Regions from separate parts of the Homo sapiens genome. Here region 1 is linked to region 2. A link is a contact called in ENCODE Hi-C or POLR2A ChIA-PET data. All regions are on one chromosome and are shown on one strand. The core of a region is the stretch at or near the end of the contact, and the rest is flanking DNA. Distances in the headings are between cores, read along the strand shown. Region 1 holds the start of ADAMTS19-AS1 (ADAMTS19 antisense RNA 1). Region 2 holds the start of FBN2 (fibrillin 2).

The links. Hi-C counts contacts between places; a loop is a spot of excess contacts on that map. ChIA-PET counts read pairs that join two places held with the same protein, here RNA polymerase II (POLR2A).
Region 1: a map with no recorded cell type shows a loop between it and region 2 (5-fold over the local background). The contact joins the promoter of ADAMTS19-AS1 here to the promoter of FBN2 in region 2. A Hi-C loop is called at or near these places in 1 of 37 single-sample maps with no recorded cell type. POLR2A ChIA-PET finds 5 or more read pairs at or near these places in 1 of 52 experiments (WTC11).

The regions. Positions count from the first base shown.
Region 1 is chr5:129,458,897-129,462,133 of GRCh38, reverse strand. ADAMTS19-AS1 (ADAMTS19 antisense RNA 1) reads left to right here and starts at 1,445. Exons shown (of 2, transcript NR_125748.1): 1 at 1,445-1,709; 2 at 2,055-2,575. ADAMTS19 (ADAM metallopeptidase with thrombospondin type 1 motif 19) reads right to left here and starts at 1,836. Exons shown (of 23, transcript NM_133638.6): 1 at 1,652-1,836; 2 at 377-1,032. The coding sequence starts at 1,742. RefSeq lists an enhancer at 1,915-2,877.
Region 2 is chr5:128,536,528-128,539,556 of GRCh38, reverse strand. FBN2 (fibrillin 2) reads left to right here and starts at 1,312. Exons shown (of 65, transcript NM_001999.4): 1 at 1,312-2,207. The coding sequence starts at 1,954. RefSeq lists enhancers at 486-986, 2,712-3,029.

The DNA.
Region 1 (3,237 bases), core at 196-2,695, 920 kb before region 2:
GAGCCGACTGGTTGTCTTTCGAGTTCCTAAAAGACATCACGTGGAGCGCTTAGTTTGGAAAACTCTGGAGAACAGAAAGAAGTTGAGCCATTGGGAAGAAGTTACGAAAAGGCAGAGTTTCACGCAGTTTTGAAAGACACATAACCATCTGGAAGGAGAAGGCCATTTATCCACCCAATTAAACTTCCGATTTACACAACTGCCCTGGAGATGTTCCATGGGAGGCAAACGATGTAGACACCTGGGGGTGCAGTCTAGGGCCAAGCTCAAAAGGAGCACACTGAAAGGGGAGAAGGTGCATGCAAATCATCCTGACCTATGGGCAAGGAGAGGAGCAGCAGGGGAAAATGGAGAGCTAGGGAAAGAAGGCGCTTACCAGGCCACCTCCACAGGTGCTGAAAGAAGCCAGCGAGCCAGGGTGCCGCAGCACAGCTCCGGTGTAGAAGCAGCCTGCGTCTGGTGGCGCGGGAGGTTGCGGGGCGGATGCTGCCCCCGTGGGGCCGGGGCCGGGATTTGGCCGCTGTTCCACTGCGAAGCGCGGCGCCAGGAAGCGGCCGTCTCTCCGGAGCAGCAGGTACAGGTCCCGAGAGAAGGCCGGGATCCGCAGCAACACTTCGTCGCCATCCGGCTCGGCATGCTGGGCCGGGGGCGGGGACGGGGGCGGCTGCGGGGGAGGCGGCGGCTGCCACGAGGCCGGGGCGCCCGGGGACAAGGCGGCAGCCCCGCTGGATCCCCGCGGCAGCTCCTGCGACTCGAGCTCCTCGTCCTCCTCACCCTCCGACGGCGGCGGGGGCCGGAGCCGGGACTCTGATCGGCCCTCCACGGGCTCCTCCAAAGGCACCGGAGCCACAGAGCGCACCTCGCGTGAGCTGCCGGCAGCCTGCGCCCGGGCGCTTCCGCCGCCCCCAACGCCGCGCACCCAGCCCGGGTCCGCGCTGCCCCCGCTGCCGCCAGCCGGGTCCACCGGCTCCCGGCGCCAGAGCGCAGGAAACACGACTTCCCACTCCTCGCGGTCGGGGGCGAACTGCAGCTCTGCGGGCGGGGCAGACAGAAGTGCGGGGCTTAAAGTGCCGCGGTTCCAGTAGCACAAACATTTCCAAGCTCACAGTCCATAGATACAGGGCGCTCGCGTTGAATGCAATGGAGACCACCCGTCTAGACCCTGAAACTCTGCAACCCCAGAAGCCTTGCGATCAGATTACAGACCCCAGCATTTTCAGAGTAAAAGTACGATTATATTAGGGGCGGGGGAGGGGGAATCAAAGTTTGGTGACCGCACTTCATTGTTGAAAAGAAAACCGATGCAAAGACTCCAGCACGAGTAAACGATTTCTGAAGTGTATGCTAGAGCAGAGCGTTGCTATCAACTTAGGTACGTTCTAATTTTCCTCCAGGTGCTGTAAACGTACCTTTGCAAATATTATTGCTCTAATTAGAAGGAAACTATTCCACATACGGTTAAAACGAGGCCGGCAGAAGTGTGCTTCATTTCCGAACTTGACCCCTTAACCTGCACCTCAAGCTCATTTTTATTGCTACCCACTGAGCCCTGCTCTCCACGCACCGGTTGCACCAGCCCTGCCGACCCGTACGTTCGCGGTCTCCGCTGGGATGGCTGGAAAGGAAGCGAGAAAGTCACGGAAGAACTTACCTGAAACGATCCCATTCGACAGGAACCCCAGCTGGTAAAGGAGGCAGCAGCAGCAGATGTGAGTCAGGCGCATCTCGCGGTTCTTCCCCATACTGCGCTCCCGCGGCCGCGGCTTCTCGCCCGGCGCACGCCTCCAGCGCGATCCACTCCGGGGCGCAGCGGCCTCCCCGGAGCGCTAGGAGGCCGGGCGGCGAATTTGCCCAGGCCCTTTGTCTGCCGGGGGAGGGGGTGTTGGGGTGGGGGGGTAGGCTGTGTGACTCCGGGAGGCCGCCGAAGCCCTGGCGGGGGTGGGGTGGGGTCGGGTTGGGGGAGGAGCGGGGGAGGCAGCCCCGCGGCCCCGCAGCCCTCGAGCTCCCTGGCGAATTAGGAGATGAGTCTATTTTCTGTGTTCTGGACGCTGCAGGAGTTTCCGAGGCCGAGCAGGCTAGTGCTGGAGCCCCACAAGACAGACCCACAGCCAGCCGAGAGCCGGGAGTGCTGCCTCTGGACAGGCAGAGGACTGCCCGGCGCGGGCAGGAGAGCTGTGGTGTCCGAGCCGAGGCTCGCCGCCTGCACCCGCGCGGAACGGGCGGAGGCTGGTGTCACAGTCTCAGCAACTTGGTGTGCCAAGCTCCGCACACTCCTCACGCTCCTTAGGACGCACCGCTGAAGGCTCTCACCCGCAGCGGCGCGGGAGGGAATGAGTAGGGAGATGGGAAGACACGACTAGAGAGGTGGGTTGTAGAGCAGAAAAGAATCAAGCACATCTGACCAGAAAAAGGGACCAAGGGGTGCCCGCCAAGCGTGACTTTGCGGGACAAAGGTCCCAGAACACCGTGCACGTGCTCAAACGCCGGTTGGGATGGGGTGGGGACCCAAAATCCCTCACCTGACTATTGATTGGCCACTCGGGAAGGCCTGATTTGCATCCATCCCCTGCCCCCGTGTGCAGGTAGAGGTGCCTCCCCCTTCCCATCCCACTCCTCAATCCAGCGCCTCTTTTTGTCAAATTCGCACATCACACAAGGCAAAAATTAGTGCAGACTTGACCACAAAACTGAGGCCTCATTTATCAAAGGCCTTTGATTTGTCTTCCCATCTTTTTCGGAATTTTCTAAGCCCGGAGATAATGTAATTCGTCATGGAATATGCTTTAAAGTTTCCCAGGACAGTAGGCACCCTTAGGTTTCAGAGCCTCTTTTCCTTCCTTGTCTTTCTAGCTCCCCATTCATCAGTACTATCAGTTTCTCTCCTTCCCCTACCCCACCCCATTACACACACACACACACACACACACACACACACACACACACGAGTCCTAAAAGGAGTAAGAGTAAGGGAATCAACATTAAACATTATATTCTAAAGATCTCAGACCAGGTGAGATTATTTTGTCTTCTGTACTTTTTACTTGTACATAAAAAAATATGTTTTTGCTGTTTCTGTCCTCTTTGGGGCAATTCAACCCCATATATTTTTTTTTCCTTTGTTGCAATTCTCTTCATGGTACCTACTCCCCTTTCCACAACTCTCCCTCAGCCACATCAAAGCGTTCACATCCGATTTAAGGATGATTGATCTGAACTGCCATTTGCATCCTCTGGACT
Region 2 (3,029 bases), core at 63-2,562:
GTGATATTCCACTAAATGAGAAATGACCAGGACTTCACAGAGATTTCATGAAAGGAGGGCCACAAAGGAAGAACCCAGAGCAGGCCGGTGAGAGGCACTCTAAGAGGTACAGAGGGTTGCACCAATTGCTAGGATTTAATCAATCAGAAGGGGTCCAAGCCAGGAAGCAAGGGCATGCCCCGAGCCTCATTTACCCGCCTTGTCACCACCCTGCCCGCTAGTACATTTCAGAGTCTCTAACCCCTCCCTGCATGCAAGCCCAGGCAGAGTCCTGCCAGGTTTCACACCAGAGCACACCCCTGCACGGACTCCCCAGGACCGCGGCGCCGGCTGGCTGCCTCGGCCCCCCGCGGCCGCGTGAGCTCCCTCTTGGTGGTGGAGGGCGCATTTCAATCTGGAAACTCCCAGCCCCTAATTTGGTCCCGCAGACTGACGCCGCTCCCGGTGGGGCGGTGGGGGTAGGAGGGCAAAGGGGAGGTCTCCTCCTTCTTGGATTGAGGCTGCAACCAACAGCCCCGTGAGCCTCTATTCCTGGCTGACTGCGAATCCCCCCATCCCAGGTCAGGGGCCGGGACCCTACAGAAAGACCCGTTCTCATCCTCAACCTTGCGGCCTCTGTCCGGCGGGGAAGTTCAGCTGCGGGTCAGTTCAGCTGCGGGTCCGGCCAAGCCTGGCGCGCTTAGGCACCCTAGTCCCTGGTCCGCGGCCGGGCGAGGACGGAGGGGGAGGGGAAGGGGCTGCTGCCTCCTTTCCCAAATCCGGTCCCTAATCGCCCCATCCCCCGCCGTCTACTCGCTTTGTACAGGCAGTCAAAACAGAGCTAGCGGCCAATTGACGGGGACGGGAAGCAAAGCCGCCTAGCGCCTCGCCCCCTCCAGCCGGCCCCCCGGGCCCCTCCTCTCGGCGCCCGGACCTTGGCCCTCCCTCTCCTTTCCCACTTCTCTCTTTGCCCTAACTTCGCCCCCATCCCCCGCTCATTTCCTCTCGCACCCGGGCTCGCCAATCCCTCTTTCCAAGTCCCTCTTCCAGCCCGGCCTTCCTCTCGGGTTCGCCCCCCTTCTCCCCAATCTCCGTCCTCTTCCCTCCCTTCGCCCTCCCCCCCTTCCTTCCTCTTCCCCTCACCCAACCCTGGTTCCCCTCGTTCCTCAGTCCCGATCTCTCCCTTACTCTGTCCCCGCCCACTCTGCGCCGGCCTCTCAGTCCGGGTTGAGCCCCACGTGTGGACGGCCGCGCCCCCACTGACAGCCGCCGCCCGCCGGCCCGCCCCGCGCCCCGCCGGGCCTCTAAAACCCCCGCGCCGCGCCCTCCACCGCCGCATCTTCTCCAGCGCCCAGCCTCCCGCCCTCTCTCTTGCTGGCCGCACGCCCCGGCCCCGCGCACCTCCGCCCGGCTCCGCAGCCGCTACCCGCGCTTCGTTGCCCTGTGGGACTCCGAGCGAGCCCGGAGGGAACCCTCCTCTTCTTCTGGGGGCGACTTTTGTTTGCTTGCCTGTTTCTTTCTGGTGACTTTTGCAGCTTTCCAATATCCGTCTTCGGAGCGCACGGGAATCCGCCGAGCTCTGCGTGCAGGCCCTTTTTTCTTTTGAGGTTCACATTTTTTGAAATTTTACGCCAGGGCTTTTGTAATTTCCTCCCCCGCCCGCTGACGGTCCTGGAGTCGCTCGGGGCTTTAGGCCGGTTATGCAACGTGTACCGCTCGGGGCTGCCGGCTGCACCTCCGCCGCGCCTCGCCGCTCACTGCGCTAGACCCGGCGCCCCGCGTCTCGCTTCGCGGGCAGTCAGGGGGCCGGCGCTCTGTCGAGGTCTCCAGCTAGAGCAGGGAGCCCGAGCCCGAGGGAGTCCCCGGAGCCGACGAAGGGCTTATTAGACCCTGACTCTTTTCTGAGGCGCGCAGATTTTGTCTTTGATCACTCCCTCTCCGCGGGTCTACGGCCGCGCGCTTTCGGCGCCGGCGATGGGGAGAAGACGGAGGCTGTGTCTCCAGCTCTACTTCCTGTGGCTGGGCTGTGTGGTGCTCTGGGCGCAGGGCACGGCCGGCCAGCCTCAGCCTCCTCCGCCCAAGCCGCCCCGGCCCCAGCCGCCGCCGCAACAGGTTCGGTCCGCTACAGCAGGCTCTGAAGGCGGGTTTCTAGCGCCCGAGTATCGCGAGGAGGGTGCCGCAGTGGCCAGCCGCGTCCGCCGGCGAGGACAGCAGGACGTGCTCCGAGGGTAAGTGGGCAAGCGGCTCCGCACCTAGGGCTCCGGCTTGGGGGAGGGGGGAATCCTCAGTTTGGCGGCTTTCTGGCCCACTCCGTCCCAGACCCTTTAGCTGGAGCCTAGAGCTGCAGCCCCCTTTGCCAGAATATCCAAAGACCCCCAGGAGCGCGTCCCCCTTTTCCTTCCCAACCCCGCAGCTCAGCGGGCGGAAAGCCCTCTCTCCGGGGGTTGGGCGGCGGGTGGTTAGGGGGTCCAGGGGTGCCGATCGCAGAGCGTGTGCAGAGCTCGCGCTGCGGGAACAGGTTCTGAATGTCCGGCGGCAGGCGGGCCTGGGTCCGCCTGCTGCAGGGGCCAGAGAAGCCTGCTTGCTCCCCACGTCGGGGCCGCCGCTCGTGAGCCTTTTGTTTGAGGACGTGTGCAGGGTTCACAGCTCACCTTCTCATCGTCAACCCGAGCGCTCCACCTTGCGACGCGCTTTCCTTGACACGTCGGGGCCAAAGTAACAGTTGACCAAGGAGGAATGGATTTGGGAAGGAGGGCAAGGATTCTTTGGAACGGAATGGTCCCTTTGTTCTCTGCATCTGGAAGCTAGAATAGTAGCAAATTATATGTTTCCATGCCTCTTTTCGCCCTTTAAAAAGGCAGGCAAGGGACGACAGATGAAAGGCAGTGTTTAGACATTTCTGACCCTCCTGCATTCCAGCATCTAGCTCTTTTGCTTCCACGTCTGCCTCCCGATCTCCAATAATTTGAAGTGTAATTTTGATTTGTTTGTTGTCCTGAAATCTACTCGCTCGGGGCATTGCTTACGAAGACCGTTTATATGTTGCTGCA